Regions from separate parts of the Mus musculus genome. Here regions 2 and 3 are each linked to region 1. A link is a loop called in an ENCODE intact Hi-C map of the cell type or tissue named here. Cell type or tissue: left cerebral cortex. All regions are shown on one strand.

Region 1 (8,000 bases):
GTCACTGATGTCTTAGAACAGAGACGTGCTCTGCAGTGCTTCTTCTGGAATCAGCTGCTATGGAGGACCACTAGGGCTTGGTTTTTCTGTAAATGATTTCTGAGTGTTTCAATATGCCCAGCCCAAGGGTTGAGTATTTAACCTGGGATATGCTGCCTCTCCAACTGAGGCCCACAATATGTATCCCTTTAAATTAATGGATTAGATAGCTTAATAAATGTAACCAGTAAGGACTGAAGTGAAGAGAAACAAGTGGCAGGAAAAGGGTTTCCTATCAACATGAACACCCCTCTCATACATCCATCACAGTGTTGGCGAGGAAAACCAAGATCAACCTGAGAGAACGCTCGGGAGGACAGACGAAGGGTCTCCTGAAGTGCTGCCTGTTTCCATGGCCAGGCTGCCAGTTCTTCACTTATATTTCTATTTTCTAACTTTCTGAGTTGTAAGACACACTTCACTAGCTAAGACACACATGCGAGCACACGCATACACACACATACATACACGTACACAGTAATATAATATGGTACTTCACACACACACACACACACACACACACACACACACACACACACACACGAACACACACATATAGTATACACAGTAACAATATGGCACTACCCACACATGCGCATGTGCACACACAGTATGGCACTTGGCACCGACTCACCACATTAATGAAGTAAATATGAAGGATATAAGGCACTTTCGAGGTTTACAAAAGTGAATGCCTCCAAGTTAGATATTAACCAAAAATGGAGAAATGTCCTCACAAAGCTTATAGGAATTCTGAAAACCCAAATAGATAGGGATCACTAGTAATCCTGGCCAACATCTTGGGAACCTTAGTGTGACCAAGGGACTGAGGTGTGAGACACATAAAATTACACAGTGACGCACCCAGGGTCAGGATTTTAAACTGCACTTATAAAATCAGTCCTTTTAGGGACTTTCATTTCTCGGCTTAGAAAACTGTAGTGTAGGCAGCAAGCACACAGGCGCACTGCTAGTCACGTGGAGTGATGGTGCCACACTGCGGGGCTGCAGTAAAAGACTGACTTTCTTCTATGCTACTTAGAAATGTGAAATTTCATTTATTTTCTTGAAATCAAGCATTTTCATTTTCTAAATAAGCAGCTATTTAGAAAAAGGAAAAATATTATAAATTGTTTCTTTGTTCACAAGAATATGGACTGAATTTTTAAAAAATTATCATATCTACTATATCCTGTTAATAAGTCAACGTTTATTTTAGCCTTAAAGGCATGGTTTTCAAATTGTTTTCTTAAATTCTAATTTTAAAACGCAGCCGGTAGACCCTTGTTGCTGACGTGGGGACTGTAACGTAAGCACAGTTCCCTCCGCCACTCACAACTTAAACCTTTGCTGTGCTTCCTCTGCTATCGTTCTAGAAATTGCCAGGGAGGAAGTGGCGGCAGGCGAAGGCGCATTTCTCACATGAAGGACGCGGTCTCCAGTCTCGCCAGTCCCTCCGTCAAACACAAAATCACCAGATTTCCATCTCTGTCCAGGGCCTGGGCCCGTACTCCAGCAGGACCTCGAAGGACATCGCTGATGGTGATTTCAGGAATGAACTTTTGAAGATGCTTCACTGTTTCACTGAGAAAACAGGCTTTATACATTTCATTAACTCCATAAGAGAAATGCTGGAACATCAGGTTAATGAAGCCGCTTTTGAGAATTACTTCCACAACATCTCTGGCATCGAAGTCAAAGGGTCTGTAACCTTCCCATTTAAAGGTAAGCACTGCATTAGGCCCTAGCCAAATAGTGCCTTCCAACTTGGGCGTAAAGTGAACTCCAAGGAAAGGAAACCGGCTGTCTGGGACCGGATAAATATTTCCTTTTACAAGATAGCCTTTTTCTGGCTTTAAGACCAGGTAATCTCCTCGGAATGGGACAATTTGAGGGTCAGGATTGCAGCCACTCAACTCTGAAATATGGTCTGAGTAAAGACCAGCACACGTGACAACATATCGACACCGAATCTCCTTTCCCTTGCTGTTCTTGACAGCGATTGGATAGTTCATGCTATCCTTACTTCTTGAAGGGCTTTCTTTAGCTATTTCAATACCTTTTACCTCAAAATCTTTCAAGATAGAGTCACCTGCTTCTTGGAAATCCTGGGCAAATGACAAAGCTACCTGTTGGTAGTTCACAATGCCAGTGTATGGACAACCAATAGCCATTAGACCCCTGCAATACGGCTTCTTCTTTTTTATATCCTCCTGCTGGATCAGCCTCAGGCGTTGGACTCCATTCTGCAGGCCTCTCTCATACAAGGCCTGAAGTCTGGGAATTTCTTCTTGTTCAACAGCTACTATTAGCTTGCCACATTACCTGTAGGGAATTCCCTTGAGGTTGCAGTACTCATAGATGAGGGCTGCGCCTTCTACACACAATGTAGCTTTCAGAGATTCTGGTTTATAGTAAATCCCACTGTGTATGATGCCGCTGTTGTGTCCAGTCTGGTGAAGAGCTAAATCTTTCTCCTTTTCCACCACACCAATCGAAAGTCCGGGATGTTTCAGGATGAGCGTTCTGGCAGAGGCAAGGCCCACAATTCCACCTCCAATGATGACTATATCAAAAGAGCTGGTGCTGGAGCTCCTGCGGCCACCACCGCACAGTAGCCCAGGCACCCCAGACCCCGGCATAGTCTCACAAGAGACAGCTATATCAGGGTCCTTTCAGCAAAATCTTGCTAGTGTATGCAATGGTGTCAGCGTTTGGAGGCTGATTATGGGATGCATCTAACTCAGAGCATCAGGCTTGGCAGCAAGCATCCTGGGCACGGAGCCATCTCACCAGACCATGTGTAGACAGTTCTGGCTGTCAGAACTCTGAGAACTACCAACCTGTTCAAGGATGCCACCTAATGTGGCTTGGAACACAGCACTATCCTCTGCCCCCAGCAGACACTCAGTATGAATCAACAATGCCAATGCTGACACAAACGGAAAGATTTGAGAGGTGACTTGACCTTCTGCTTACCTCTGGCATCTTATTGTGAAGGTGAACTCAGTGGTATTCTTCAGGTAAATATGAACTCTTCCAGATAGTTAAACTTAATAAATCATCTGTAAAATCTCCAGATGAGAAGATGAAATAAAGGACCTGTATATGAGAGGCAAGCTCTGTACTACAGAGTTACTCCTCAGCTTGCTCTCCCTCCCTCCCTCCCTCCCTCCCTCCCTCCCTCCCTCCCTCCCTCCCTCCCTCCCTCCCTCCCTCCCTCCCTCCCTCCCTCCCCTCCCCTCCCCTCCCCTCCCCTCCCCTCTCTTCTTCTTCTTCTTCTTCTTCTTCTTCTTCTTCTTCTTCTTCTTCTTCTTCTTCTTCTTCTTCCTCTCTCTCTCTCTCTCTCTCTCTCTCTCTCTCTCTCTCTCTCTCTCTCTCTCTCTCTCTCTTTTGCCTTTGATACAGGGTTTTCTATAATCCCAGAATGGACTTGAACTTGATATGTAGCTGTGAATGACTTTAAACTTCTGATTCTCCTGACTGTATTTCCTAAAGTGCTGGGATTAGAGGTGTATATCACCATGCCCAGTTTGAAATTTCTTTTTTACATTTATTAATTTAATTTAATTTAATGTGTGTGTGTGTGTGGTGCAGATGGGCCAAGGCACATGAGAGCCACTGCCTGAGCATGAAGGTAAGAGAAGGGAGTTAGTTACTTCCTTTCCTTCTGGGGATCCTGAGAATCAGACTCAGGCTGTCAGTTTTTGTGGTAAGTACCTTTGCCTACTGAGCCTCCTTGCTGGTCCTTCTGTCTTGGTTGTTTTGCTTGTCAACTTGACACAGTTAGTTATGTGAGTAGAGAAAACTCAGTTGGGAAAATGTATCCATCAGATTGGCCTGTAGACAACCGGGTAGGCATTTCTCTTGATGAATGGTTGATGTGGGAGGGCTTAGCCAATAGTGGGTGGTGGTAGTTAGGGGTTGTGAGGGTAGGTGAACACTGCTGTCCCTCAGCATGTGTTTCTGAGTTATCTGAGAAAGCAGACTGAATCAGTCATGAGAAGTAAAGCAGTAAATAGCATTCCTCTCTGGCTTTTGCTTCAGGTCCTGCATCCAAGTTCCTGCCCCACTGAGTTCCTGCCCTTGCTTCCCTCAGGGGTGAACTGTTACCTGGAAGTATAAACAAAATGAATGTTTTCCACCTCAAGTTGCTTTTGGTCACTGTGTTTTATCATAGCAATATAAACCCTAATTAAGTGTTTTAACTCTACCCGGTGTTTTAAGATGCTGGGCATCAGACCTACAGTTTTGTTATACCAGACAAATATTTTTCCAATTGGATTGCATCCCCAGACTCCTAACTTGTATCCTTTAAAGATAGGTGAGGTAGCACGATAGCACTGTTTGACAATCATGCTTGTCCTGCATGCACTGTGCTACCATTTAAGTGGCAAAGCATGGATTCTGCATGAGCAGGTGTTGGCAAAGTGACAGATAAGTGACTTAAGAGCAGACGGGAGCTTGACTCACTATGAAGAATGCCAAAGAGAGAATAAAAGCAGCAAGCATGGGATAGGTATTGTCACTGTGACCCAGTGTTGATGCTGACATCACCTAAGTTGTCTTCACAGTAATCCCAGGGGACTGACAGATAGAACATGGAGCACCATGTAGCCTCATGGTTGCTTTTAAGTCGTGAGAAAAAGATTGTGGCTTAAAAATCCACAAGAAGACTGTTTAACTATGAAAGGCCAACTAAGGATTAATTATTGTATCATAAAAGATGCTTTGAAATGGTTCCTCAGTGGTCTGGGCTTACTTATATAGTAATTACTTTATTATGAATAATATCCCTAGTAGTAAAAATCCATGATGTGATTTGTTCACAATCTCTCCAGAAGGTGGTGGATATCGTCGTCGTCGTCATCGTCATCATCATCATCATCACACATGTCTGTGCAGGTGTCTGAAGTGGCCAGAAGAGGGCACTGGATCCCTTGGAGTGGAGTTGTGAGGTGCAGGATGAGCATGCATGGACCCAAACTCAGATCTTCCAGAGCAGCCTCACTCACTCTTCAACCCCTGAAATAACGTTTATTTCTCTCTCTCTCCTCATCTCTGTACCTGTTCATTATTGTCATATTAAGGAAGAGAGAGAGAGAGAGAGAGAGAGAGAGAGAGAGAGAGAGAGAGAGAGAGAGAGAGAGAGAGAAATCTCTTTGGTGCAGATTGAACAAGAATCTGCCCAAATTTGAATTGTCCACTTCTCTCTATCTATAGTCTGTGATTAATTGCTTGTGCCTCTCTATTGTGTGTATTTGATCTGTCTCTACTGTTTTTCTGTTGTGCTGGCACGTTATTTGTGTTTGACATGTGCCTGTCCCTAAGAAAGGGCTTTGTCTTGTATTTATTGACTAGCAGAGAAAGCATGATGTGGGAAAGGAATAATTTTTTTAAAAAATTTATTTAAAAATTTATTTTAGGATTTATTTATTTATTAACTTTAGATCATGGTCACTGCTCTCCCTTTCCCCTCACAGAATATCTCCCCCATTTTCCTCTGAGAGGGTGGAGACTCCCCTGGATATCCCCCCCCCCCAGCCACATCAAGTCTTTGCAGGGCTAGGCACATCCCCTCCCACTGAGGTCAGACAAGACAGCCCAGCCAGAAGAACAGATACAGATAACAGATACAGGCAACAGTTTTAGGAACAGCCCCTGGCTCAGTTGCTGGGGTGCCCACCTTGCTGTACATCTGCTACACATAGGTCCATCTCAATGTATGCTCTTTGGTTGGTGGTTCTTGAGAACCCCCAAGGGTCCAGGGTAGTTGACTCTGTTGGTTTTCCTGTGGAGTTCCTTTCCCCTTTGGGAACCTTAACCTTCCCCCAACTCGTCCATAAGAGCTCCTAAGATCCATCCAATGTTTGGCTGTGGGTCTCTGAATCTGTTTTAGTCAGTTGCTGCGTAGATCCTCTAGGAGAACAGCCATGCTGGGCTCATGTCTGCAAGTACAACAGAGTGTAATAGTGTCTGGTACTTGTCCATGGGATAGGTCTAAAGTTAGCTAGCTATTTGTTAGCCACCCCCTCAGTCTCTGCTCCATCTTAGTTGAAGGTTGCCCTGGTGATGCTTGCATTCTGGTGTTAATTCTGCTTCCTTAGGAGGGGCAGCCCTCTGGGACAGGAGTGGACTGCACTCACTCGATTTCATGTGAACTTTCTTCCCATTTTAACTGGTCTAATAAAGGCCAGAGCCTGTGATAGGGAAGTGTAAGGGAAAAGTGGGGCTGGACGTTTTTGAGAATGGGGAAGAGAGAGAGAGGGAGAGTGGGAGAGAGAAAGAGAGAGAGAGAGAGAGAGAGAGAGAGAAGGAGGAGGAGGAGGAGGAGGAGGAGGAGGAGGAGGAGGAGGAGGAGGAGGTCAGAGGAAGAGGAGGTGGAAAGAAAATGGAGCAGAACCACATGGCCCGAGAAGCCACAAGTAGCAAGGGATCTCATAGTTGGGGAATAGAGTAGTGCAGTGGTAAATCTGCCCAAGCTAGGCATGCAGCTTCGAAATATTGTAACTAAGTTGTGTGTTTTTGCATAGGCTTATTGGGGTTGGAGATTTATTGCAACATAAAACAATGAATTCTTTAGAGAGAACTTTAACAGAGAGACACAAAGGAAGACATTTCATTATTGACCCCAAATGACCCCGAATAGCACTTGAAACTGCACACAGACCTTATCAACCTGTATCCATACATTGTCTCCAACATTTAAGAGATGTTTGTTGTTTAAGGTTATTTTCAGTCTGTTGGCTGCTCCCAGTAGATGATTATAACACACACACACACACACACACACACACACACACACACACACACACACACTTTACTATTCGGGTCAGAGGCATGGAAGTATATATATGTAACTTGAGGTTAAAGCTATGACTTTAGCTTAAGTTGTAAAAGCATGGGAAATCTAGAACATAGGTTGGCTATATTGTTCTTTTAAAAGCAGGTTAAACTCAAATTCGTGAGTTTGACACACAGTAGGGTACCAGGCTATGTCTTAAATGATCTCAAGACATGTTATTAATCTTCCTGAAAGGTCTGGAAAAAGTTCAGCATCTTTGAAAGGACATTTAATATGTATATATCACTACAGTCTGCATCTACCACAATGTGAAGGTCACTTGAGGACTGGATTCTCCCTTCCACCTTGCTGAGGCAAGGTCTGTCTTGTTCCTGATGCTGTGGTTTGTAGTTCCATCAAACTGGCCTGCCAGCATTTCTCACATCCTCCAGTCTCTGGCTCTCATTTCCCCATAGGAATTTTGTACACACCATAGTATCCTACTACAAATAATTGTGTTCATTCTCTGAGAATTTCATACAATGCATTTTATTCACATTCACCCATCTCATTTCCCGACTCCTCTCAGATCACCTGTATGCCCTACTTTAGACCTCCCTATGCCCACAACTTCTATTTGAGATGTCCACACACCTCTAGGTGAGTGTGATGCTAACTACTAGATTGTGGTTTACTTACCAGAGACCTCATTCTTAAAGAAAACTGGCTTTCCCTTCCCCAAGAGCCATCAATTGTCAATAGGACTCAAGTAGGATGGGGCCTCATGAACACCCCCCCCCCCACCTACCACCCACCCCTGGCCGGCTCCATGTTAGATCAAGCTAGTATCCAGTTTTTGACATGGGTCCTGGAAATTGAACTCAGGTTATCAGGTTTACGAGATGTTTGCTCTGGGAGGCAGCTCCCCAACCCTATTTTATGGTACAAAGTCTTGCTATATTGCTTAGTCTGGTCTTGAACTCAAGTGAACATCTTGCTCCAACTTCCTGAGTTGCTGGGACTCTGAGAACACACTACTCAGCTGTAAGCATTTTCTGCTTTTCTGCTTCTCATTTTCACTTTCTTTATACATTTTTATTTATTATTATTGTTACTGTCTGTGTGCACATATGCCATTTGCACATGGGGAGACCAGAGGACAACCTCTCTCCTTCCA
Region 2 (8,000 bases), 110 kb after region 1:
CAAAATAATTTTATGGTTGAGGGACACTACAACATGAGGAAGTATATTAAAGTGTTATAGTTTAGAACACATTTGGAAAGGCTGAGAACCACTGCTCTGGAACAATGAGCTAAAATAAACCCTCTCTTCCTTAAGTTGTTTTTTGTCATGATATTTTATCATAGCAACAGAAAAGAAACTATTTCAGACAGCCAGGAAGGAGGCTTCATAGGAACACTCAGGCAGATGGTGGCATGGGTCACAAACTGGGGTGAGGCTAGAAGGAAACAGATGTATTTAAGATTATTAGGAGTGCTATGATTTGAGTGTGGTTTGCCCTTACCCTGCCCCCCACCCCCATCCACCTCCAGTATTGGAAGCCTGGTCTTTAGTGGAGAGGTGCTAACAATTGAGTGTAACTTTAAGAAGCGAAGTGTGGAGGTTTGAATATGATTGGCTCAGGGAGTGGCATTATTAGGAAGTGCTGGCTTGTTGGAGTAGGTGTGGCCTTTTTGGAGGATGTGTGTCATTGTGGAGCTGGGCTTTGAGACCCTCCTCCTAGCTGCCTTAAAGATAGCCTGTTCCTGGCTTCCTTTGGATGAAGATGTAGAACTCACAGCTTCTTCAGTGGCATGCCTGTCTGGATGCTGCCATGCTTCCTACAATGATGATAATGGACTGAACCTCAGAACCTATAAGCCAGCTCCAATTAAATGCTTTCCTTTATAAGAGTTATCTTGTCCATGGTCTCTCTTTCACAGTAATGGAAACCCTAAGACACGAAGTCTACCTACCATCAGAGGGCCGAATATCTATGCACATGTGAGGAACACCAACTAGCTCTTGTATGCAAATATCCTATCAATTTTATTCTTGTATCCACTCATTTTATTACTATAACTAAATATCTCAGGCTTGGTAACTTTATAAAGAAAAATAATTTATTTAGCTCATACTTCTAAAGACTCAAGGTCACAGAAAATGGAACCAGGTCAGCTCTGATGAGAACCAATGAAAGATAATGTGTCATCATGAAAAAACCCACCTGTGGTCTTTGAGTTAGAATGTCTCCCATAGGCTCATATACTGGAATGCTTGATCCCAGTTGTTGCAACTGTTTGGGAAGGATTGGGGTTGTTTAATAAAAGGAAGTATGAAGCTGGGAAGGAGACATGGGGTAAGGGAACCTAGGATTTAGTTCTCGTGAGAGTTGTAAGAGCAAGCCTGATCCTGAGTCCATCCTGTCTTTCTGGCCTGTGATGATGTCTTAGTTTCTTTTGTATTGCTGTGATAAGACATCATGACCAAGGGATGTATAGAAAGGTTTACTGGGTGCTTTCAGGTTCAGGAGCTGTGTCCGTGATCGTGGGGAGAATGGCAATAGGCAGGCAGCTGGAACATTAGCTGAGAGTGTGTATCTGACTCTCAAGCTTGAAGAAGGGAAGCAGGGAGAGAGGGAGGTAGGGAGGAAGAGAAGGAGAACAGGGATATCATAATTTCATGGGCTTTTGAAACCTTAAAACATCCCCACTCCGGTGACATGCCTCTTCCAACAAACTCATTCCTCATAACTTTTCACAAACAGCTGCACCAACTGGAGGCCAAGCATTCAAGTATGTGAACCTATGGGGACTGTTCTGATTCAAAGACCTCATGTGGGCTTTCTCATGGTTTCACAAGTTATCTGTCATAGATCTGCACCAAAACTGACTTGGTTCTATTTTCTGTGTCCTTGAGTCTCTAGAAGTATGAACTAAATGAATTAATTTTTCTGTATAGTTACCAAGCCTGATGTATTTAGTTATAATAATAAAAATGGGTGAATACAAGAATAAAATCCATAGGATATTTTGCATATGAAATTGCTCTGTACTCTGTAAGACATATCTGTAATCTCCATTACACAGAGGCTGAGGCAGGAGGATTTTGATCAAAGCCAGTCTGGACTACTTAGTGAAATCTTGTAAGTAAGCAAGCAAGCAAGCAAGCAAGTAAACAAACAAACAAACAAACAAACAAAAACCCAAACACTTCTCATACTCAATAGTGCATTGTTTTGTTCATTTATATGTGGGTGCGTGTGTGCATGCGTGCGTGCGTGCATGTGTGTGCATGCATGTGTGTGCATGTGTGTGTTCTGACACTGTTTCTGGGGAGATGTGAAGAAATTTTTGCTGACCCCAGTTAGGGAACCAATAATCAAAGTGAGAATAATAAGGCCATTGAACAAGTGAGCCAGGTGTGTTCAGTATGGAAAGGAAGATTTGTAGGACTGGACTGTTTCTTCTTTTGAGAGACATTTGTTCATCCCACTTGCCAATTTCTCAGTGGAGTATCTATTTTGGTTAAGACCTTTCAGTTCCATGTCTATTCTGGACCAGCGGTCTTCAATCTTCCTAATGCTGCCACACTTTAAAATAGTTTTTTTTTTTTCATGTTGTGGTGACCTCCAACCATAAAATTATCTTCATTTATACTTCATAACTGTAATTTTGCTAGTTATGAATTGCAATGTAATATCTGTGTTTTCCAATAATCTTATGTGACCCCTCTGGCAGGGTTGTTTGACCCCCTAAAGGGGTTTCGACCCACAGGTTGGGAACTTCTGGACATTAGCCTATTCCTCAGTGAGGTGGATGAGATATTCGAAAGAATCCTGGAGGCATCTCTGTATCTCTGTGGATGGATCTCTTTGTTGTGTAGAAACTTTTCATTGACATAACCCTGCTGGCCAACTCTTGTTTGTTATCATTTCTTGTTTTGGTTGCAAGTACTTACAAGTCAGACAGAGCCTTGTACTCACTGAGTAGCATATCTGAGCCTCATCACTGCCTCCAGCCTTTTCCCTCTTCTCTAATGTGTGGATAGGACACCACCTTATGGCCTCCCAGAGAAGGTGTCTTGCAGAGTCCCTGGAACTCCTTGGGATTGTCCCTGCTGACACCTCTGTGGGATTGTGCAAATGCTGCCTTGGGAACATTGTGTAAGGTAAGGTGACAACTGGGGCTGTGTCAGCAAGGATGAGGGTAGTGGCATTGGGCAAGGCATCCCTTGCAAAAAGAACATTTGCATCCCTGAGGATGGTTTCTGAGAATCAACAAGCAGTCCTGTGCTCAGAGAAGGAAGTGCTGGAGCTTAAAAAACAGGTGGTTCTACCTGTAGGGGACAGCAGCCAGTGGGGTTCACCCTGCAGGACTTCCTAACAGCTTCTTGAATCAGGTCCTGGAGACCCACTTGAGGAAAACTGCAGAAGTTAACAGCAGGTCACCCTGTCATGGGCTTTCTTCTGGCTTACAACCCACATCTTTGTAAACACAGTCATTAGGGATCTTAGCTATGCTTCAGAAAACCCCTGTGAGCACGGAATCGGTGGCGCGGAATCACGGTTCCTTTGGGAAATGAAACTTCTGACTACAGCTTGATCAAATAATTCACACCCAACCTTGTTTTCAGCTTCTATTTAAAGGCAGTTTATTTAGGACTTGGATATTGTTGACATGTTTATAGTAAACAACATTGTAATGCATGCCTGAATGAAGCTTATAGGACATGAAGCTTTGTGTGTGTACTTGTGCTTACACATAATTGGTTCATGCACACATGTGTGTATATGGAGGCTAGAGGTTGATATCAGATGGCTTCCTTTATCACTCTGCATCTTATTTTTGATACAGATTGGTTAGACAGATTGATCAATAAGCTTTGAAGATGCAGCTCTGAGGATACAGACTCAGTTGACAGGCCTGGCTGTGATTTGGGTGCTGGGGATCCGAACTCGGGCCCTCAGTTTCCTGATTGAGACACCTTTGTCTTTGACAATCTTATCCATGTATATGATACATTCTGGTCACCCACCCAGCCACCCACCCTACATCTCCCTCCCACCCCTATCAATTGCCTTTGTGGATTGATGTCTTTTTGTTTTGTTACCCACTGAGTTTAACCAGGGACATCTGTGTGACCACTGGATTAGATGTATCCACTGGAGCCTGGTGGGTTGATCAATGGGCACTCCATTTAAGCCACCGACTCCCCTTCTCCAGGAATATATCAGTAGCTACTATTCATCAGGGAGGAGTAGGGTGCTATGAGTCCCTCCCTGATTCATATCTGACTGTTGACAGGCTTAGTCTTGCATAGGTTCAGATGCGGGCTGCCTCAGCTGGTATGAGTTCATGACAACTGTCTTATCCTGGTGATTGCATTCCCTAACCCTTTACCTCATCTTCTGACTCTTACAGTCTTCCCATCCTGTGTTCTGCGGTGTTTTCTGGGCCTTACAGGGGGTGGTAGAAATGTTTTGATTAACCCAGCCCCCCCTTTCTTTTTCTTTCTTTCTTTCAAGGGAAGGTTTCTTATAGCCCTAGCTGACCTTGGGCTTACTGTGTAACTGAGGATAAATCTGTACTCTTGAACTCTTGATCCTCCTGCCCCCACCCAAATGCTGGATGACAGACCTGTGACAACACACCTTGCAGTATTTTTTTTTTTTAAAGACACATCATGACGTTTTTGTGTCAGAGACCTTGGACAGTGTTTCAGCACTCTAAGCACTGGAGGGCATCTGACACAATGTAACCATTAACCAAAAGCCTGAGAAGTACAAAACCAGGGGCACTACATATACTGCCAGGAGGACACGTGTTCTCAATTAGGATGCTGCAGCAAGGAGGAAGGGCCTCTCCTGCTTGGTTCCTGCTAGAGGAGCCTGTGGAGTCAGAATGGCTGGAAACTTTCAGCGCTTGGTGACTGTCTGCAAATGATCTCACAAACATCAGCATTGATTACCAAATTTCTCTTATCAAGGAAGGGCATGCACAAATATGGAATCTGATTGGTGAGGATCAACCATCATTTCTTTACTAAGTTCCCTTGCATTGAGGGCTAGAGAGATGACTTTGTGGTTAAGAGTGTGTACTGCTCTTGGCAGAGGGTAGGGATTCAGTGCTCAGCTCCCAGCATCACAACACCCTATAACTCCAGCTCTAGGGATCTGATGCCATCTTCTGGCCTCTGGGGTCAACTGCACACAGACCTCCCAATACAAGTATGCATAATTAAATGGCAAGCAAGCAAACAAAAACTTCCCACAATTCCCTTAGGCTGAGTGTATCCCTTCCAGATTGGTTTCAGGAAGAGCCTGACAGGTGCTGATGTAGAAGTCCGAGCCCCAGGGGTCCTGAGACTCTTTTAAAGTTGACACTGGTTGAATCCATGGATTTAGATTCTAAGTGAGACTGCAAAAATCACCCTCCCCTCTTTGTCTGTGTATCTCAGGCCCTGGTATCTAGGGACAACAGATAGTAGAGTTCTTTGATGGTGTTCAAGGTTTCCAGAGCACATAGGGCGGAACTGAGCTACAGCTGGATGTGAACAGGGCCACTCGAGGGTCTCTCCGAAAAGAACATGGGCTGCTGGGAATGTGAGCTTCACAAGGGCAGTGGTCATGTCAGCTGTGCCCACTGCTCCAACCTGCTTAGTTTCAGGGCCTGATGCTTTTTGTGGGATGAAGACAGAAGTGGAGGTCGGAAGCACTCTGCTAAGAGGGCAGGCTCTGTAGCCATGAATGAAGCTTGAGTAAGAGGCTTAACTTCTCTGTGCCTCAGTTTCCTCACCTGTAACATGGGGATGTTAATAACAACAGTTTATGTTACGATAGGCAGCAACCGTGCTACAGATCTTCTACTGACATACTCATCTGCCATTATCACAATCGTTTAAGATAGGTGCTGTTATATTCATTTTACAGGCTTGAGAGACTGAGGTCAGAGAAGGGCAGTGATTTGCCCAAGGCCACACAGCTTGAAACCAGCTGCTAAGATTGAAATCCTAATAATTTGACTGCGAGGAGACACTAGGTTTTGCGATGTGACTGACATACAGTCGGTGGCTAATAATGAGAATATATTTTAATTATAGTTCTGATAGAGGGCGTTTGGAGGGAAGGTTAGTCAGAGGGAGGGCCATGTATCTGGGGGTATCCGCTCCAGCCCCACAAGACCAAGGCAAGCTGAGGTCACTTGGAGGCGGTATTGGTTTGGCTGCGCGCTGGTGTGGGAGGGTCCCAGTCGTTGACCAGGCGCTGCGCTTGCTCATAGCACACGTGCGGGTGGCGCTGGCGTAGGCGCAGACGCACCACATCGTAGTCCACATCGTGCCCTATCTTTTTGCAGTTGAGGCCCCAGGCGAGGTTATCGTGTGTTGTACGGAGCTCTTTTAAATTCTTTTCCATGTGCAAGTTGTGGCGGGTCAGCAGGTCAGTACCCTGGAGAAGGAGGGAGCAGAGGTTTTGATGGGGAAGGGCGGAGCCTTGGAGAAGGTTGAGCTGGGAGGGGCATATCCTGGCTAAGGAGGCAAAGGAGATCCTTGCAGTGGAGGGACTGTGCTTTAAAAGAACCTGTCTGTGGGGGATCTGGGCTGATGTAGAAGGGGCGTTGCCGTGCTTGGGAGGGGCGTGGGAGGTCTGGGGAGGGGTGAGGCTTTTAGAAAGTAGTGGAGCTAGGCAAAGTCTTTCTGGGGAGGGTCAAAGCAGAGCTAGGAGGTCCGTTGTTTGGGAGAGGTGGAGCTGTTCTGGAGTGGGGCGGAGCTGTACTGGGGAGAAGGGAGGGGCCGTATTGGTAGAGGTTGGGCGGTTTTGGGGAAGAGTGGGGTCAAGCCGAGGAGAGATAGGCTGGGGAAAATTGTTTGATTTTGGGAAGGGGAGGAGCCATGATGGGAAGAGAGTGGGCAGTGCTGGGGGACTGGCAAGCCAAACCCAGCTTTTTTGGGACAGGCAGGAGCATAGAGTAGACGTGAAGACGGGCAGGATTCTATACAGGGGTCAGGTGTGCACCGAAAAGGGTCCCTCATGCAAAAAAAGCATAGTTGAGAAGATAAATCTCTGTTGCAGGGGTAAGAAGCTGGGCCAGGTTTGCGAGAAAAACAAAACACAAACACTAAATGGCTGAGATAGCTGAGAGAGGGATGTTCTTACAGCAACACGCACCAAGAATGTAGAACACATTTGAGCAATTTATGTTAAGAGTTTCAGGGCTATTGGGGGGGAGGGGGCAGAGGGGGTGGTGGCAAACCATGAATGGTGTGGCCCAGCGACTTGAAAAGCCTGATGTCAGAGGCCGCCAACCCGCAGTGAGCAGTTTTCCCTTGATCTGGTATGCTTGGGGAAGGCAGTTTACCAGGATGTAATCTCACCCAGGAGGGAAGTGGAAGGGAACATACCTGGGCAAGGCGAGTAGCCTCGGGGAGCTGGGTGCCCACGTGTCTCTGATACATGCGAACCAAGGGTCTGTTCAGTTTCTCTCGCGCCTCCAGGTTCCTTTTCAACAGAGGACCCTGGCAAAGTGTGTTGTGGTGAGCAGTGAGGTCGAGCCTACCAGATTCCTCTCCGTCCCCGATCCCTCAAACTTTTACCTTGATGATGCCCCGCGTGACGTACATCTCTTGATTGAATTTCATGCACCGGTGGATAGTCCCCCTCATTAGCCCCAAAGTCATGGTCATTCTTTCCTGGAGATTGGGGAGTACATGGGTTTCGCTCTGGGCCACTGTCCCCTCCCTCCCCAACCACTCCAGCAGTAACCATCCTCCGGAGCCTAGCCAGGCAGGGTGGGCACCTTCAACTCCAAGGTCTCACGCATCTTCTGTGCCAGCGAGGAGCATACACGGTTGCTTATCTCCTGTTGTTGATTTTGAATGTCCACCTCATTCTTTGCCATCTCTGTTAAGATGTCTTTGGACTCCATCAACAAGCGCTTGGCTTCAAACAAGGCCTTAGCACACGCTGTGAACGCACAGAATGTACATGAGGGCCACAGGCCTCTTTGTCTTCCTGTTTCTCCTCCCGTTCTCCCCTCTCTCTGGTGGTGGACCAGGGATGAAGGGCCATGGATGAAGGACTGGGAGAAACCCCCGGAAGGGCTAGTAAGTAAGGATAATTTAAATTGTGCCTCGGTTGGCTTGTTTTGAAGTAGAACCTGTGAATGAATGGGTGCTGTTGGAAGTGCCCAGGGAAAGAGACCAAG
Region 3 (8,000 bases), 480 kb after region 1:
TTCAGAGTCCTCAATCCTTTTCCCAACTCTTCCATAAGAGTCCCTGGACGTCGTGCACTGTTTGGCTGTGGGTTTTTGCATCTGTTTTAGTCAGCTGCTGGGTGGAGTCTCTCAGAGGACAGCTATGCTAGGCTCCTGTCTTCAAGCATAACAGAGTATCATTAATACTGTCAGAGATTAGGTCTTGGCCCTGGGATGAATTTCAAGTTCGGCCGGTTATCTGTTGGCCATTCTCTCAGTCTCTGCTTTATCTTTGTCCCTGGATTTCTTGTAGATAGGACAAATTTTGGGTTGAATGTTTTATGGGTGAGTTGGAATCCTTATCCCTCTACTAGGGGTCCTGCCTGGCTACAGGGGATGGCCTCTTCAGGTTCCACATTCCCACTGCTATGTATCTCAGCTAAGGTCACCTGCACTGACTCCTGGGAGCCCTCCCCATCCCAGATTTCTGGCATGTCCTAGAGATGTCCCCTACCCCCACTCCCAACCAGCGGAAGACTTCCATTCATTCTCCCAATCTTCTGCCCCTCTCTCCTATCTCTCCCTAAACCTGATCTTGATCTCCCGTTTCCCTCTATCTCTTCTCCCACCCAGTTTTCTCCCTCTATTTGTCTCCTATGACTATTTTATTCCCAGTCCTAAGTGAAATTCAAGCATCCTCACTTGGACCTTCCTTCTTGTTTACCTTCTTTGGGGTGTGGATTGTATCATGGGTATCCTGTATTTTATAGCTAATATCTACTTAAAGGTGAGTACATACCATGTATGTCCTTTTGGGTTTGGGTTACCTCATTCAGGATGATATTTTCTAGTTTCATCCATTTGTCTGCAAAATTCAGGATGTCCTTCTTTTTAATAGCTGGTTAGTATTCCATTGCATAAATGAACCACATTTTCTGTATCCATTCTTCAGCTGAGGGACATCTGGGTTGATTCCAGTTTCTGGCTATTATGAATAAGGCTGCTATGACAATAGTGGAGCATGTGTCCCTGTGGTATGGTAGAATTATTTTGGGTATAAACCCAGGAGCGGGTATAGCGGTCTTCGGGTAGAACTATTTCCAATTTTCTGAGAGACTGCCAGTTAGATTTTCAGAGTGGCTGTACAAGTTTGCATTCCCACTAGCAATGGAGGAATGGTCCCCTTTCTCCACATTCTCATCATCATGTCTCGTCACTCAAGTTTTTGATCTTAACCATTCTGGTTGATATACGTTAGAATGTCAGGGTTGTCTGTCTTCTTTTCTGTTTCTTTGTTGTTTTCTTGAGACCTGGTTCCTTGTAGCTTAAGCTGGACTTGAATGAAGATAGATAGATAGATAGATAGATAGATAGATAGATAGATAGATAGATAGATATCCTTGAAGTTCTGACTTCCTGTCACCTCACAAACACTCAGACTTTAGGTGCCAACCACTGTGCCTGGCTAGAGCTATAATTTCCTCTCCTCTCCTCTCCTCTCCTCTCCTCTCCTCTCCTCTCCTCTCCTCTCCTCTCCTCTCCTCTCTTTCCCTTCCCTTCCCTTCCCTTCCCTTCCCTTCCCTTCCCTTCCCTCCCCTTCCCTTCCCTCCCCTTCCCTTTCTCTCTCTCTCTCTCTCTCTCTCTCTCTCTCTCTCTCTCTCTCTCTCTCTCTCTCTCTCTTCTTGAGTCATAACTTTCAATTGTGATTTTTCAAACCCAGAGATTGAACCATGACCTCAAGAGTGCTAAGACTAGTATGGTCTAATGCCATCATACCACCAGCTTGTCAAAAACTATATCACTGTGGAAAAAAGAGAAAAACATTTAAAGTGATTGATTTTTTTAAAAAAGGTGTACACTTCCTCGTATCAGTCCTATGTACTATGTATGCATTCACTAAGGGCTGACCTGTACTGGGTGTAGTGGTGACCCCTGTTAAACCTGGTGATGGGAAGGTTTAAGACTGAGGCTGGCACCAAATGCAGACACTATTGCATACACCAGCAAGATTTTGCTGAAAGGACGCTGATATAACTGTCTTGTGTGAGGCTATGCCAGTGCCTGGCAAATACAGAAATGGATGCTTACAGTCATCTATTGCATGGAACACAGGGCCCCCAATGGAGAAGCTAAAGAAAGCACCCAAGGAGCTAAAGGGGTCTGCAACCCTATAGGTGGAACAACAATATGAACTACTCATTACCCCCAGAACTCGTGTCTCTAGCTGCATATGTATCAGAAGCTGGCCTAGTCGAACATCATTGGGAAGAAAGGCCCCTTGGTCTAGCAAACTTTATATGCTCCAGTACAAGGGAATGCCATGGCCAAGAAGTGGGAGTTAGTGGGTAGAGAAGCAGGGTGGGGGGAGGGTATAGGGGACTTTCAGGATAACATTTGAAATGTAAATGAAGAAAATATCTAATAAAAATATTTTAAAAACAAAAACAAAAAAGATTGAGGCTGGCAAGTTTCAGGGTAGCCTAGACTGTAAGAAAACAAGACACATGTTTTGGTGCACATGTGTAATTTCTGCACTTGGGAGGTGACAGAAAGAAGATGTCTAGGAGTTTAAGGACAGCCTTGTCTACAACACACATTGGAGGCCAGTTTGGATTACATGAAATGTGTTTTACACACACACACAGGTGTTGGTTGATATTACAGCTGTTACTCTATGAAAATTCCAGCATGACTACAAATATCATGAGAATGCACTTTCACACACTCATGGCTGGTCAAACACAAAACAAAACCAGTCCTCCTGCATATGTGGGATCTCTGTTGTCTCCATTCTCGTCACCCTTACTGTTTCATGCCAGTAGCAGGATTAATTGATGGCACAGTCCCTAACCTCATTTCCCAACCTTTGGGATGTCTGTGAGAAATCTACAGTATTTAGCCCTGAGCCTAGCACTTGGTGCTGACTAGGAGCCACTGACCATTGTGACATCAGTCAACCAACATGGATTTCAATTTCAATGTCTATTTTCTCAGTGTAGGGTCTGTCAGAAAAAGGTGAGATGTATGGTTCAATTCAGTTCGATTTTTTTCAGAAAATATCTCATGTAGCCCAGACCTGCCTCAAACTTCACTATGTAGCTAAACATATCCTTGAACTCTAAATGTCCTGGCCCTGACATCTCAATCTCTGGGCTCAACAAGTAAGCTTGTGTCACCAAGACCAATTTCTTCCCTTTGTGTTTTTGTTTGTTTGTTTGTTTGTACATTTGTTTGTTATTTATTTTTGAGTCAGATTCTCACAATGGCTTCATTATGTGGCCCAGTCTGACCTCAAACATGGGATCAGTCTGCCTACTCGGATTCTATAGGCATGCAGCACCAAGCTCAGCTGACATAATTTCTATGAAGTGTTCATATGGAAAACACAGCTGGAGATAACATATATACATTGCTACACAAAATGGACCTTTAAAAAGCTTCATAATCTGAAGTCTCAGTTTCCTTATTTGGAAACTGTCTTATTGTGGCACTAATCACAACTAGAACTCAGTGTAATGATGTATAAGCCCAGAGCATACAGAATAATGCCTTTTAACACCCAATGCTTGAATCTATAAAAAGTAATCTTTAAACTTACAAAAAACTTAAAAGGCCTTTAGCATTTCAAATCCAGCTAAGTTTTCACTAAAATAGTGAATTATGAATCTGCTATAAGAACACGTAAGAAGAGTGGCTTAAGCAGATGCATCCTGTTTAAAAGGAAATTACTTGTATTTCCTTCTGTTTCTCAGGCCTTGTCATTCCTTAGGAATTCTTAAAGTTATGTTCTGTTTTGTTTTAACATTCTCTAAATGTCATAAGAGCTTAAGTTATAAACATTATACCCTTGTCTGTACTTCAGAGAGTCGTTAACTTTTTCTTTCTGATAGCTCAGGAATTTCCCTGGTCAGGGATCTGCTTTCTTTGGGCAGGGGTCCCCAAAGGGGTTCTCCTTTGCCTACTGCTGCAGTGCTGGGCTGCTGCTCCCTGACCAGATGACAGAGGGGGGACTGCAGACCCACAAAGTTCTGGAACCTCTCTTGAAAGACCCCCCACCCCAACTCTGCAGAAGCTGCCAGTCTTCTGCCCATCACCAGCTCTGCGGCTGCACTTATCATGGCCTGCTGGGCTGACCTTCAGAGTCCTCCTGTGAATCTCCCCTCAACAGCCCTTCTCAAGGCAAGCAACTGGCAATACACAGCCTCTCTGACCTCCAGACCTAAGAAGCACAGGGAGTATGCCAACAACTGTGGCATTCTATTCCCAGATCACAAAGGTTCCCACAACACTGTGAAATCTCGCCATCTAGTGGCCATTGCTTGACAGAAATTGGATGAATTTCTTCTAAATATGGGTTTTACTGCTGTGAATTCTTATAAAAGACAGCATTTAATTGGGGTTGGCTTACAGGTTTAGAGATTTAGTCCATTATCATCAAGACAGGAACATGGCAGCATCCAGGCAGGCATGATTCAAGAGGAGCTGAGAGTTCTACATCTTCATCTGAAGGCTACTAGCAGAATACTTACTTCCAGGCAGCTAGGATGAGGGTCTTAATCCCATACTCACAGTGACACATGTACTCCAACAAGACCATACCTCTTAATAGTGCCATACCCTGGACCAAGCATAACCATCACATTCTACACCGTGGGCCCTATAGGCTTATTCAAACACATGAGTCTATGGGCCCCATACCTACCAACAGCATAATAAAAAATACATTTAGTCCAACTTCAAAAGCCCCCATAGCCTATAGCAGTCTAAGCAATGTTAAAAGTCAAAAGTTCAAAGTCTCTTCTGAGATTCATACAATCACTTAACTGTAATCACCAAAGCAAGACAGGAAACCAGCTGGGCAAACTCCAAACTCTGTATCTCCATTTCTGATGTCAAAGCAGTCTTCAGATCTCCAACTCCTTTTTCATCTTTGTTGACTGCAACAAATTTCTTTCTCCTGGGCTGCTTCTACTCTCTGTTAGCAGCTTTCATTGGCAGAAATCCCACAGCACTGACATCTTTAACATCTTGAGGTCTCCAAGGCAACGTCAACATTACAGCTTCTTGTTCCAATGTCTGAGTTCCACACATGATCTTCTGGGCTCTTCCAAAGGGCTGGTGTTATTTCTACAGCTCTGTGTTCCATAGAACTCTAAGCTCAAATTGATCCACTCCACTGATGCTACTGATGCTGGTCATCATCCTCATGACTGGCATTTTCAATAAACTGGGATCTTCCCCTGCAACTAGGCTTCACCAATGACCTTCTATAGGCTCTCTTCATGGTGCCAAACCTCAACTGCTTTGCATGACCCCTTCATTCCTGGGATGTCAACTGCAACTGAAGCTGCACCTTCATCAGTGGCCTTCCATGGCCTCTCACAGTGCCAAGACTCAGTTGCTCTTCATGGCTCCTGTATGCCTTCAAAACCATATATTACTCTTATATATTGCTAAGTACAGCTGCAGCATGAGATATAACCTTAGCTATCTCTGGAACACATCTTGTTTGTGCTCCCAGAAAACACTTCCCAGAAGATTTCACCTCAGTGATATGGGTCTCTTCTTAATCACTACTAATTTCTTAGCTCCAGCTAACCAGCACCAATTTTCCCAGTAGTCCCTTCTATTATGAACTCTAAAGCCAAATCTGCTGAGTTCTGCTGCTTGCTGGGGCTGGAACATGACCCCCTTTTTCTATTACATTATCACTAGTTTTCTGTTTTCTAGCTCTTTCACTGCCTAAACTTGGCTGTCCTGGAACTTGCTCTGTAAATTGACTGAACTCAGAGATCTGCATGTCTGTCTACTAAACACTGGGATTAAAAGTGTGGTCCACCAAGCCTGGACAAGCTTTTCTTCACCCAGAACTTGCTGTGTTCTAGGCTGGCTTTGAACTCAGAAATATGCTTGCCTTTATTTCCTGGGATTAAAGGTGTGCACCACCATTCCTGGATATAAATTTAGCTGGGTAGGATCTTGCCCCAAAGTCACTACTCCCTTAATTCAATTTAATATCCTTGAACACAGGATTCAGCTCCATTTCACTTCCTGGTGAAGTGAAATAAATTGAATTTAATTAATTAAAATTAATTAATTAAATTGAATTTAAAATTCAATCCATAGATTTTATATTTTTCCTTTCTCAGCTTGCTGTTCTTGTTTAAAATGTTCTTCATGAGACTTAACCAGAGAACAAAGTCTAATATGGGCATTTCTGAGACTTCCTTTGTCAATGCAATTAATTTGAGTCTCTTCACCTTATCTTTAAGCAGATTCTTCAGACAAGGACGAAAAGTAGCCACATTCTTATCCAAAATATCACACACACAAAAAAAATGTCTCTAGGCCACATATTGAAATTCTCCATTGAAACCTCTTGGGCCAGGTCTGAATAATTCAAATCACTCTCAGTAACTATGTCTTCCATATTCCTACTAGGATGGCCCATTAAGCCACATTTAAAGCATTCCACTGCTTTGCAAATCCAAAGTCCCAAAATCCATTCTTCTAAACAAAAGCATGGTCAGGCCTATCACAGCATACCCCAGTTCCTGGTACCAACTTCTTTCTTAGTTTGAATTTTACTGCAGTGAACAGACACCATGACTAAGACAAGTCTTACAAAGGACAACATTTAATTGGGGTTGGCTTACAGGTTTAGAGGTTCAGTCCATTATCATCAAGGCAGGAACATATCCACAGGCATGCAGGCATGGTGCTGGAGGAGCTGAGAGTTCTAAATCATCTGAAGGCTGCTAGTGGAAGACTCACTTCCAGGTAGTTAGGGTGAGGGTCTTAAAGCCCGCACCCACAGTGACACACCTACTCCAACAAGGCCACACCTTCTAATAGTGCCATTCCCTGGGCTGAGCGTATACAAACCATCACAGCTAGGAAGTTTCCATTCTGCTAGGTTTCTAGCTTTCTTTGAGATGCCCCCCATTCCAGTTGTCTCTCCTAGTACTCTCCCTCTCTCCATCCTCCACCAACCTGATTCCTTCTGTTCCTACCCTTCCACCCCTACCCTTGTTCAACCTCCATATCTATTCTATTTCCCAGGTTCTAGTTTCATAAATATGCCAGTAAATTTCATGACGTGCCAATGCATTCAAAGATTCTAAATAGTATATCTTTCTTGTAAAATGTATCAATAGCCCTCCAAGTGTGTATAATTTTGGTCTTTCCAGAGCATAGTTATCCTTTCCTTTACAGCTAATATAAGAGACTGCATATCACATTTGTCTTTTTGTGTCTGGATTACCTCACTCAGGATGATTTTCACTGGTTTCATAAATATGCCAGCACGTTTAATGATGTTGTTCTTAACAGCTGAGTAGTACTTCATTGTGTAAATGAACCACATTTTATTCATCCATCTTTCAGTTGAGGGACATTTAGGTTGCTTCCAGGTTCTGGCTATTATGAATAAAGCTGATGTGAGTATAGTTGAGCAAGTGTCCCTGGTATGAAGGAGCTATACAAGAAGTGGTATACTATACCAGGAATGGTATAGTTGGGTCTTGAGGTAGATCAGTTTCCAATCTTCTGAGGAACTGCCATATTGATTTCTAAACTGTCTGTACAGGTTTACACTCCCATTAACAATGGATGAGTGTTCCCTTTGCTCTACATCCTTGGCAACTTGAGTTGTCACTCGTGTTATTGATCATAACCATCTGATAGGTGGAATCTTAAGATGGAATCTCAAAGTAGTTTTGATTTGTATTTCTCTGATTGATATGGAGGTGTTTCTCAGCCATTTGAGAATCCTCTATTGAGAATTCTCTGTTTGGATTTATACCCCATTTTAAAATTGGATTATTCGGTTTGCTGATGTCTAATTTCTTGAGTTCTTTAGCCCTCAGTCAGATGTGGGGTGAAGATATTTTCCCATTCCATAAGTCCTTTGCCTTATAGAAGCTTTTCAGTCCCATGAGGTCCCATTTGTTAACTGTTGATCTTAATGCTCTTATTATTGGTGTTCTGTTAAGGAAGGTGTCTTCCTGTGTCAATGCATCCAAAGCTTCTGAAATTAT

The links. Peaks named below come from ENCODE experiments on the same cell type or tissue, not always from the same donor. Only the 100,000 strongest peaks of a DNase experiment are listed, where the experiment ranks them.
Region 2: a loop joins it to region 1, with 7 times the contacts of the local background. A loop is called at or near these places in 11 of 42 quality-filtered maps.
Region 3: it touches region 1 in a loop (8-fold over the local background); 13 of 42 quality-filtered maps call a loop at or near these places.

Annotation. Positions count from the first base shown.
Region 1 is chr10:78,627,545-78,635,544 of GRCm38, forward strand. It overlaps Gm47459 (a long non-coding RNA gene), which reads left to right and starts at 2,794. Exons shown (of 2, transcript XR_003948917.1): 1 at 2,794-3,062; 2 at 4,881-5,459. It also overlaps the pseudogene Gm7842. In left cerebral cortex, a CTCF peak has its summit at 4,959 (motif pointing right); DNase peaks (open chromatin) are centred at 2,826 and 4,961.
Region 2 is chr10:78,741,054-78,749,053 of GRCm38, forward strand. It overlaps Ccdc105 (coiled-coil domain containing 105), which reads right to left. Exons shown (of 7, transcript NM_027630.1): 4 at 7,593-7,759; 5 at 7,390-7,485; 6 at 7,198-7,311; 7 at 5,871-6,244. The coding sequence ends at 5,996. Gm30400 (predicted gene, 30400) reads left to right here and starts at 6,077. Exons shown (of 5, transcript NR_155762.1): 1 at 6,077-6,235. In left cerebral cortex, CTCF peaks have their summits at 2,823 and 4,979 (motif pointing left); DNase peaks (open chromatin) are centred at 6,134, 6,300 and 6,530; H3K4me3 peaks cover 1,142 bases; H3K27ac peaks cover 465 bases.
Region 3 is chr10:79,112,493-79,120,492 of GRCm38, forward strand. No RefSeq gene overlaps it. Among named protein-coding and RNA genes, the nearest start is that of 2610008E11Rik, 19 kb to the left of the region's middle. In left cerebral cortex, a CTCF peak has its summit at 4,266 (motif pointing left); a DNase peak (open chromatin) is centred at 4,251.